2 separate regions of the Homo sapiens genome follow, and region 2 is linked to region 1. Evidence: chromatin loops called from intact Hi-C (ENCODE). Cell type or tissue: heart left ventricle. All regions are shown on one strand. Each heading gives the region's core, and the rest is flanking DNA. Links, peaks and the distances in the headings are about the cores only. Region 1 overlaps GALNT8 (polypeptide N-acetylgalactosaminyltransferase 8). Region 2 overlaps CCND2 (cyclin D2).

Evidence for each region. A loop is a pair of places that touch in the nucleus more often than their neighbours do. Peaks named below come from ENCODE experiments on the same cell type or tissue, not always from the same donor. Only the 100,000 strongest peaks of a DNase experiment are listed, where the experiment ranks them.
Region 2: a loop joins it to region 1, with 10 times the contacts of the local background. A loop is called at or near these places in 12 of 110 quality-filtered maps.

What each region holds. Positions count from the first base shown.
Region 1 is chr12:4,755,125-4,760,502 of GRCh38, reverse strand. All of the region lies in intron 6 of GALNT8 (polypeptide N-acetylgalactosaminyltransferase 8), which reads right to left. Among named protein-coding and RNA genes, the nearest start is that of GALNT8, 37 kb to the right of the region's middle. RefSeq lists a silencer at 2,066-2,360. In heart left ventricle, for the core only: a CTCF peak has its summit at 2,201 (motif pointing right); no DNase peak of the experiment used is centred there.
Region 2 is chr12:4,304,861-4,310,238 of GRCh38, reverse strand. CCND2 (cyclin D2) reads right to left here. Exons shown (of 5, transcript NM_001759.4): 5 at 4,886-5,378. Among named protein-coding and RNA genes, the nearest start is that of TIGAR, 14 kb to the left of the region's middle. In heart left ventricle, for the core only: CTCF peaks have their summits at 2,043 and 2,250 (motif pointing left); a DNase peak (open chromatin) is centred at 2,188; H3K4me3 peaks cover 234 bases; H3K27ac peaks cover 1,927 bases.

The sequences.
Region 1 (5,378 bases), core at 58-5,057:
CCTCCCCTTGAGTGTGGGCCTGTGACCTGCTTCTAACCAACAGAATATGGCAAGGATGGCAGGATGTGCTTGATTACATGGATCATGAATACACTGCATAAGATTGGAGGGTCCATTTTGCCAAGAGATGCTCTCTTTTGTTGGCTTTGAAGAAGGAAGCTGCCATGCTGTCAGCTAACACATAAAAAGGGAAGACATTAAGAGTGGCTTCCAACTGATACCCAGCATAAAACTGAATGCTTCCTCAGCCTGGAAGACTTCAAGGAACTGAATGCTGCCAACAATAATGTGAGCTTGAAAGCAGATCTTTCCCCAGTGGAGCCCAGATGAGAACCCAACTCTGGCTGACACCTTGATGGCAGCCTTACAGAAGACCCAGCTAAACTGTGCATGGACCTCTGACCCGCAGAAACTGTGAAATAATGAATGCATCTTGCTTTAAAACACTAAGCTGGTGATAACATCGTTATACAGCAATAGATAACTAATTTGCATAACTTGACCAAATGCCTTATGACCCAATTACAAATACTCATTTTTACCATCCTGATGGGTACAAAACATACTAATCAAAACACACATTCTAATATTGAGCTTAGAAAATATTATGTTCATCTCAGTAGCTAATAGGACTATTTAATCATATTGGATCGACGTGATGTCTCCTGTGTCTTCTCTTCACGGTTGCCTAAGTGAGATGCAGTTTCTGGAAGGTAATTAGCCCATAGCAGTGGCTAGCAACCTACCACGCTCATGCCAATGGGAGCACCTGAGATAACAGTGTGTAGCTTAGGCCACGGCGGTTCAGTTAACTTATCAAGAGTGTCCAACTGAGTAGTCAGTCTCATTATCTGACTTTCAAATTGTTTTCATCCTTTTCTTCACTTCTTAAAACCCTAGATTCCCCTTCCTTTGCACCCTATTTGCCAGAACAATGGACTAAAAAAAAAAGAAAAAAAAGCAAGGCTTTGAAATCAGACTGACCTATGTTCAAATTCTGGTTCCATCATTGCACACCTGGCAGCTAGAGTGTTTTGCCTCTAGCTGCCAGGTGTGCAATGATGGAATAAGTTGACCCTCAACTTATTCATCTGCTATAAGGGCACAGCCACTATTTGGGTTTTCACTGGGATTAAATGATGTAACAAGGAATCAGTTATGGCAGCCTCTGAGATAACCTGAAGTGCACATTTTCTTTCATTATCCTTCTCTGGCTCTCCTCATTGGCCCCCAGAATCATGTGGAGGTTACATCCAGCTTGCACTCAGATATTATTATTCTCTCTAGCCAAACATTCAAAAATCCAAATATTACCTTACTCCAATTTTCCTAGCTGATGGAGGTTTTCAACTCACGTGAATTCAGGGAGAAAAATTAACTGTTATCATAAGAAATCTTAAATTCAAGTTAAAAGTCAAGATTGCTGAGGCCAGGTGTGGTGGTTCATGCCTGTAATCCCAGCAATTTGGGAGGCCGAGGCAGGCAGATCACTTGAGGTCAGGAATTTGAGACCAGCCTGGCCAACATGGTGAAACCCTGTCTCTACTACAAATACAAAAATTAGCCTGGTGTGGTGGTGCACACCTGTAATTCCAGCTACTCAGGAGCTGAGGCAGGAGAATCACTTGAACCTGGGAGGTGGAGGTTGCAATGAGCCTAGATTGCGCCACTGCACGCCAGCCTGGGAAACAGAGCAAGACTCTGTCTCAAAAGAAAAAAAAAAAAAGATTGCCGTTTATGAAGTAATGCCCATAATTAGCTTTGCCCAAAAGTTTTCAAACTCTGCTCTCCAAATTTATTCCCACTTGCCAAATTCCTTCCATCATCTCTCTCTCTCTCTCTCTCTCTCTCTCTCTCTCTCTCTCACACACACACACACACACACACACACACACAGAGACATTAAGCTTCTGCTGATAATAATATATTACTTTGTGCCATATGCTGTCCTAACACTTTGCATAAATTTAGTCCTCACCATACAGGTATCTCCCTTTAAGTAACCTGCCCATGTTTACCAGCTAGTAAATGACAGAGCTGCATTGTGAGCCCAGGAAGTTACATGTTCAGTTCTGGCACAGTGTGTGAAATATACAAGGTGCTCAACAAATGCTGTTTTTTCTTTCCTACCCATCATCTCCCTTCTTAACCTTTCCTACCCATCATCTCCATTTACACACATTGATGAGCACCATCCCTGTCATGGCCACTAGATGTCAGAATAAAGCACTCCATGCAGCTCTGATGTTCAAGATCTGCTACTGGAGAAAAATCCTAATAAGTACTTAGATGTTTTAAAAGGCAAATAGTCTCACACAAACCAAGAAGCTGGATATGGGCAGAACTGCTTGATCCAAAAAAAAAGGAAAAGGATGACCCTATATTTTAAGCAAAGTCCATTTTAAAAATCACAAAATATTAAAAGAAAGAATGTCTTGTAGAAACTGAAATGGCAGTGTTCTGTGTGTGTTTGGGAGAATGAAAACAGAGAGACTCAGCCTAGGTGCAGAAGGAGAGAACAAAGCATCAGGAACTCAGAAATAATGAGGGCTTTGGGTCTTAAGTTGAAGAATTGGGGAATTCACCTAAAGCTCTGGTAGGTAAGAAAACCTAGCCACAGTGTAACTAGGGTCATCCTCAAGACTTTGCTAAGTACCGTAAATAAAGTTATTATTTTTGCATTTATATTTTTTGTGTTAGACAGTACCTGTACTCCCAGTGTCTATTCTGATTCTGCTCTATATCTACAGTGATAGAAGAAACATCTGGGCACATAACCCAGTAACTAAAATCTATATTTCCCAGACTCCTTTGCACACAGGTGTGGCCATGTAACTAGGTAATGGCCAACAGAATGTGAAAAGAAATAATATACACAACTTTCAGGTAGTGCTCTTAAAAAGAAAGAGCTTGCTCTCTCTCTTTCCCCCTTTTATCTTCCTACTGGCTAGAATACAAATATGGTGTTGAGTGTGGCAGGACCACCAAATAAAAGTCTTGGCCCCTATCACCCTAGAGCTGCCATATCAATCCTGAACTGCTTATGTTCAAACTGTTATAGGAAAGAGAAATTAATTTCTATCATGTTGAAGCTTCTGTTATTTTAGCCTCTGTCAGAGAAGCTGAATGAGCATTCTAATTAATATCTTTATAAAATTATATCAAATTCATTATTACATTGTGACTGTACCATCATTCTTATGAGGTACATTAAACAAAATGCTTCTCTTCATTTCACAAATGGGAAAACTGATCAGACCACTGCATTTGTCTGTTTTCACACTGCCATAGAGAACTGCCTGAGACTGGGTAACTTATAGGAAAGAGGTTTCATTGACTCACAATTCAGCATGGCTAGGGAAGCCTCAGGAAAATTACAATCATGGCAGAAGGCAAAGGGGAAGCAAGGCACCTTCTTCACAAGGCAGCAGGAAGGAGAATGAACGCAGGAGGAACTACCAAACACTTATAAAACCATCAGATCTTGTGAAAACTCACTCACTATCAGGAGAACCACCTGGGGAAAACCCCCCCGACATGATCCAATGACCTCCACCTGGTCTCTCCTTTGACACATGGGGATTATGGGGATTATAATTTAAGATGAGATATGAGTGCGGACACAAAGCCTAACCACATCAACCACCATCCAAAAAAGGTTAGTTTTCTCTGCCAAAGAATGATTATGGCTTAAGGTATAACCCAGAAAAGACTCAAAATTCATTTGTTAACATTAAATGTGGAGTCCTGAGTGGGTCCTTACTGGGTACAGTACATGGCTATGGGGTCATCAGTTTCAGTTAGAAAGAAATTAAAGACAGTGGAATGAAATAAACTCTAGATGGGAAATTACTTTGTTCCTCCAGACACCACAGTGGATCAGAGATCACCTTGTCACAAGCACAGAATTTCAGGGCTTGGAGGGGGAAAAAAGGTCATCTTATAGAAGCTTAGTCCACAGTGACTTAGCAGAGACAGCATTACAACTCAGGGTCAGTGTTTGTTACAATGCCACCCTGACATTCTTATTATTGTCATTTTTACCGTTAAACATTTATTGAGTGTAAACCATATGTCACTCACCATACTAGGTGCTTAATGCAGCAGGTATGGCTTAGAGGGCTTGTATGTTGCACAAAAACTCTTAAGAGGCAAAGCAGGATTTTGACTTAAGTCTGTCTGTCTCCAACACCTGTGTAATTTCGACTACTTTCCATTGCCTCTTTTAAGAGTTCGGCCTTAGGCTGGAAGATGAAAAAAGATGAACTACCAAGAACAATCACAAACCCCCGGGCCAGCCCCTTCTAATGAGGCCCTGTAGATTACACCAAAAAGGTAAAAGAGATACTGTGGAAATGATATTTTATCCACAAAATCTCTTCTAAATTGATTCTGATTCATGAAATTTATTGGCCCTAATTCTTCACACCATTTCAGGGTTGGCCATGTGACTTACTCTGAAATAGTTTGCTACTTCTAAACCTAGGCCTTACGAGACTTCACATGGTCCCATTTGCCCTCTTACACACCGTAAGAAGAGCTTTCTGTCCTAGGTAGCTGCTATCCCACATTTGCCTGAGCCCCAGAGTGAACACATGTGGAACACGGCCACTCCATCCAAGCCAGCTGGATCTGCAAATCTGTGAGAATTGATTATTGCTGCTTTAAGGCACTGAGTTTGGGTTGATTTATTGCGTGACATTTTTTGGCAAGAGTTAACCAATACACTGACATATCTTGAATCTGCACTTGTAATTTCTCTATTTTTCTTGGTTTGCATCCTGAATTCCCTTATAGAGCACAAAAATTCAGGTTGGGAGAAGTGGTGGAGCAAGATGGTTGACTAGAAGGCTCCACCAATCATCCCCCTGACAAGGATACAAATTTAACCACTATTTACACAAGCAAAGCACCTTCATAAGAACCAAAAATCAGTTAAGCACTCACAGTACTCATATTTTAACTTCATATTGCTGAAAAAGGCACTGAAGAGGTAGAAAGGACAGTAGCGAATCACTGATGCTACCCCTCCCCCATCCCCAGTAGCTGCAGCATGGTGTAGACAGCATTTCTGTGTGTTGGGGGAGGAAGAGCACAGCAATCGTGAGGCACTCAACTCAGTGCTGTCCTGTTAGAGCAGAAAGGAAAACTGAACCAAACTCAGCTGATGCCCACCCAAAGAGGGAGCATTTAAACCAGCCCCAGCCAGAGGGAAATCACTGATCCCAGAAGTAGGACCTTGAGTTCCCACAAACCTTGCCACCAGGCTAAAGTGCTTTGAGTCTCTAAGTAAGCCTGAAAGGCAGTCTAGGCAACTATTAGGGGAATCCTAGTGCTGAACTGGGCCCAGAGACAGTGGATTGGGGGTGGGGAGGCAG
Region 2 (5,378 bases), core at 289-5,288, 450 kb after region 1:
CATTTATAACCTGAATGGAATGAGCATGAAGAACAGCCAAGGGGCAAGGCAAAGACGCTGGAAAGAAAAGGCTACTTCCTTGGTGTACATTCACTGACAAACTCCTCCTTAGATGACAAGGCCCTTTACTTTCTTCATTGACTTTGTCTTCATTAAAAAACTATCCCCTGATGATTTCACTAAGTGATGTCATCATCCAACCCCCCCCACCCCCTGCAACCTTCCTGCCCACACTGGGCTAAAAGTCTCACTCTTTCAGCTCAATGCTCAGTAAGCAAAATATGGATCAATAAAGTAGCCCAGTGTAGCAGAAGATGCATGATATTTGAATTCAGACACATCTGGGATCCAGTCCTAGCCTAACTCTTTGTGATAAGCCAAGTGAGCCGTGTGACCCTCCATTCACTTAGCTACAAAACAAGGTACCAAATTCACCAGAGTTATAAAAGGATTATAGGAGAGGCTTGTGGAAAGCTCTTTCAAAACTACAAAACCCCATTTCACAGATGAAAAAACTAAGTCACTGAGTTTACTGTGAGTTGCTGGGTGGCTAAGTAATGAGCCCAAGGTTACAAAGCGAGTGGGTGGCCGGGGGGGCATTCCAGAGCAGAGCATAGAGCACTTGTATTCTGGGCCAACCACCAAGTAGCAGTTGTCTTTTTATCTGTCTCTGTCTTTAGCCTTTGAGATCAAGGAGAGCAGAGATCTCATCCCTGGAAAAGCAAGTACTGAGACACATTTGTTGAATGAGGGGTCCCATACGGAGCACCAGGCACGTACCCAGCCCTCATTTGTTGAATAAACGAGCAGTGCCCAGGAGCCCTGTGTGGGAAGGGGATGATGAAGAGTAGCGATTTTCAGTGAATGGGTTGACCGAAACATAGCCACAGAGATTTGCACTTTTTCAACAAATATAGAAATCTCACAGGTTTGTCTTCTCATGGAATCTCCATGGTGCCAGGAGCACTAAAAATGACTCTCCAGACAAACAAAAGCAGGAAAAGCTGTCTGGACACAGTGGCTCACACCTGTAACCCAGCACTTTGGGAGGCTGAGGTGGGAAGGATCTTTTGAGGCCCAAAGTTTGAGAGCAGCCAGGGCAACATAGTGAGACACTGTTTCTATAACACATTTTTTAAAACAATCTAGATGTAGTGGTGCATGCCTGTTGTCCCAGCTACTTGGGAGGCTGAGGTGGGAGGATCACTTGAGCCTGGGAAGTTGAGGCTGCAGTGAGTTGTGATCACGCCACTGCCCTCTAGCCTCAGAGACAAAGGAAGACCCTATCTCCAGAAACAAAAGAAAAGAAAACCAAAAAACAAAAAGCAGATCTTTACCACCCCACCTTATTTGGGCCTACCTGCAGACCTGGGCGTGGGGCTGAATGTTGGGATCTCAAAGGAATTTCAAAAATCTGGCCCAGCCCCGGGGTAATCTGATAACTAAAAACTCATAAAGACATAAAGAGATCTTAATGCTTACTGAGGCAGTACGGTCTTTCTTCGTCTGAGAAGGAGAGGTTATGGTCCACAAACTGAAAGAAGTATTCCAGGTCTGTTTGTGGTGGAGAGGGTTGGAGGAGGATGACTCCACTTGGGACTTACTGGGCCCTCCTTCCTGGCCAGGGAGGTAAAACAGACACAGGTTAGGCTGCAGAGCTGTAAGCCCTAAGCCGACTGGCAGGCGCCGTAAAAGAGAGCAGCGGGTTCAGTCGGTTGTGGGGTGGGCAGAGGGTAGAGAAAGGGGCCAGTCACACTCAGCTGCAGCCCTCGCGGCCTCGCGGGCCTGTGGTTGCCAGGACTTAAATCTCCCAAGAGTCGTTACAATCCTGACTTTTATGTGAAAGCTCTCATCTTGTATTGGCAAGTAAATCCAAGACAGTTTCAATCACTGTGGGAGTCAAGCTAATTATGTCTGCAGGCTGGATTTGGTCTGTAAGCTGCCAGTGTGCCATCTCTGGATTAGTCACTGAAGAGTCAGGGAAGGTGATGAACCAGCACCAGCCACCCCAGATGGAGTCACGATGTGGCGGTAGTGAGAGAAGCAGGTGAGGGAACTGCGCCAGGTGTGGACGGGAAAGGCCTGACGTTCCTTCCCCAGGCTGCCCTGGGGAGATGGCGGAGGCGGGGGTGCTGCTCCAGTGCTGTCTGCTGGAGGGAGGTGTTCCCTTCCGTGCAGGGCAGAGGCAACCTACACCCGGCTGGCTCTGGGTTTCCTTGTGAGTGATCCTGTCCGTGGCATTAGTACCACCTAGTGGACTTCGCAGGAAGAACTGCATGTTGAAACCATGCGGACAGTCATTTACCAGAGCGGCGGCGGTGAGCGCAGCAGAAGGGCCAGGGTCCTCCGAGCGAATCAGCATGAAAGAAACCATAATAATGAGTAAACTCAAAGCTTGAAGCATAAACTCAAAGCTTCAGGGGGACAATGAGACAGAGGCAGGGGCGCTGGTCTTGCTTTCTCAGGCCGCCCAGTTCTGTTTGACTGAGCCTGTGGTCCGAGCGGATGGAATCCGCCCCTCCAGCACGGGGAGGCCCCCAGAGCCCAAAGACAAGGAAAGCCACCAGTCATATTGAAGCGTCCAGCCTTCTTTCTTTAAGCCTCATGAGAAATTAGGTGGGTGGTAATCCCAAATCAATGTTTGTGGCTGTGCTTATCCTGTTTCACAAGCCTAACATCTGTGTTTATATTGTTTAAAATCTATTAAATTGTGTGGAATATTTTCCCTTCATTTAAAAAAAAATTACTTCCCATCCCTTTTATTTTTGGAAAAGGTCACACTCTGTTTCCGTTTCCAAACTATGCTGACCCACATGATCTTCCTAACAAAAGTGTTTTCCTAAAACTCACTTGCTTGAGGAAACCTGTTCCTCTGCAAGGGCCCCCTCCCACACCTTAGCATCGATTTCCCCCCAGACTCATTTGCATTTGCTGTTGTTTCTCTCTGCTATTTCATAGGCCTGTGTGTCCTGTTTTTTTCTGTGCTTTTCCTTAAAGGCTCAGTACAGGCCCCACATAACACATCGGCTGTGAGTACTAGGCTTACCTTGATACTCTGAATCTCCCTACTCTGTCCACAGCATTTTTGCTGTTGCTGTAATTGCCAGGAGAGCAGGGAAGTAATCTGGTGTAATATTCAGCTTTTGAGTACTTGCTTCGTGTCAGTATTTTGACAGTATTACTGCTAAGCCAACTGGGAAGGTGAATTTTGGGGATACCTCTGCATACTAAATAAAAGCTCCAAATCTTAGAAAGTCATTAGAGATACAAAAGCACTCCCTTGAACACGCACAAAAGATCGGGGATTTCCAGGTCTTCATTGCATTTTTAATGGCCACTTTCAGGAAAGGCACTTCCAAGTTTGAGATTTTCCAGTTATAAGATGATCTGGGTCTGAAAGAGCGTAGATGGGACAGTCAGATTTCTCACTGCTCGGCTGTGTGCTTCATCTGCTCTTCCCGCCCTTAAAACATCCATTGTTCAGAATGGGGGAAGCCCAGCAGTGTTGCTGGGTGGCATTTGAGAGAGGGAGTGGAGTTGTCATGCTATAAACAGATATAGCATTGATCCTACAGAGCAAAAAGATAGGGAAAGGGAGGGAGAGGAACCCAGTTGGACATTATGTCATGCCAAAGAGAATTCCAAGGATGGTTAAGAATGGCAACCAGAGGCCCTTGAAACTCCCAGGAGGCCAGCAGACTTCACTAGGCAGAAACCCAAGAAAAAAGTTACCCCCATTTGTCGCTAAGAATGGCGGATGTCAAGGGGAATGGGAACAAAGGGGAATTTCTAGGGTCCTTGTAAGCTTAAAAGTCCTATTAAGTGAAGTTACTTGAGATCAGCCTGGAATATCTTAATCTGGACTTCCCCAACGGCCAGTTTTAAATCTTGTTTACAACTCAGGTCAGAATTAAAATGGAAAACAGCCTTCGATGACTTCCAGACAAGGAACTTTGGAAAAAATTAATTTTACAGTAACATCAAAATGTCTGTTATAGCTTGTGCAACAAAGCTATACAAAAAATCTGTACAAAAAATAAAAAAATTAACTGGGCGTGGTGGTGGGCGCCTGTAATCCCAGCTACTTGGGAGGCTGAGGCAGGAGGATTGCTTGAGCCCAGGAGTGTGAGGCTGCAGCAAGCTGGGATTGTGCCACTGCACTCCAACCTGGGGGACACAGCAAGACCCTGTTTCTAAACAAAACACACAAAAAAGTGTTCATTAGGCCCTTGTCTTCTGCACACCCATCACTCTCGGGAAAGAAGCTGGTCTGAGCTAAGGTCCAAGAGCAGCTGGGCCTAGGGCCTGGCAATTCATTTCAGCAGTACGGAGACTGTCACATCCCATTCCCAGGCTCTGCTTCTCCAGACTCCAGCAAAGGTAGTTGTGGCCTGTGTCTCAGAAGAGGGGTGCAGGAAGGATCAGAAATCAGGTGGGAGCCACGAAGAACAGCAGGCAGGAGCCAGGAAAGCTGCAGGGGCAGGGTTCCCAGAGACTCCCTAGACTCTGGAGATGGCACCGCAGGCTTCTGGTACCTCTCATGCCAGGAGATGCTTCCTCACAGCCCAGAATGAGTAGCTGGCAACAATCAGGGACGATCCTCTGAGGACCAGTCATAGTGTCTGTGATGTACCCACCTTCTGAAGGTGGACTGAGGCTTCTAGCTTATAAGCTGGCTGCATAGGCACCCCTCGTCCCCTAGCAATGTCAACAATGACTTGTACCGCCATAACACAGAGGCACATGTAGATTCCATTCCAGGTTAGAATGTGTCTTTTATGCCACTGCCAAATGTTGCAGCGGCATGAAACAGTTCTGACATGAGACAAGTGTATTCCATTCTGAGGACTGCTGGTTTATAAATAAGTCAAAAACGGCCAGATAATTTAGGTCAAGGTGAGTTTATTGTCCAAATAGCATAACCTAATTGCATTCAAAACCATTTTCAAATCCATCTTTAAACTAGTCAGAAAACAGGTTATTATTTTTTTAAATCACTTAACACTGAACAGATAAGACCTCTTAAAAGGCAGCTGACTATATCATGTCACCATCATAGCCAATACAACATTTTTGCCATACTTCCTAAAAACCTTTTCGCATACACTGATCATGCTACTTATCAGCACTTTCTAACATCCTGACCAAACAGACACCCACACCTCTTATAGAGTACACTGTGAGAGAATAACATGGACTTGATATGGCATCACACTTGTTTTAAAGCAAAAAAAAAAAGAAAAAGAAAAGAAAAAAAAAAGTCCAAGACAAGAAACTACATAACTGAGAGAGAGGAGAGAGAGAGAGATCTGAGGTACATGATATAAGGGTGATGAACATAATGGAAAAAATCCAATGGCCCGATGATTTGCTGGGGA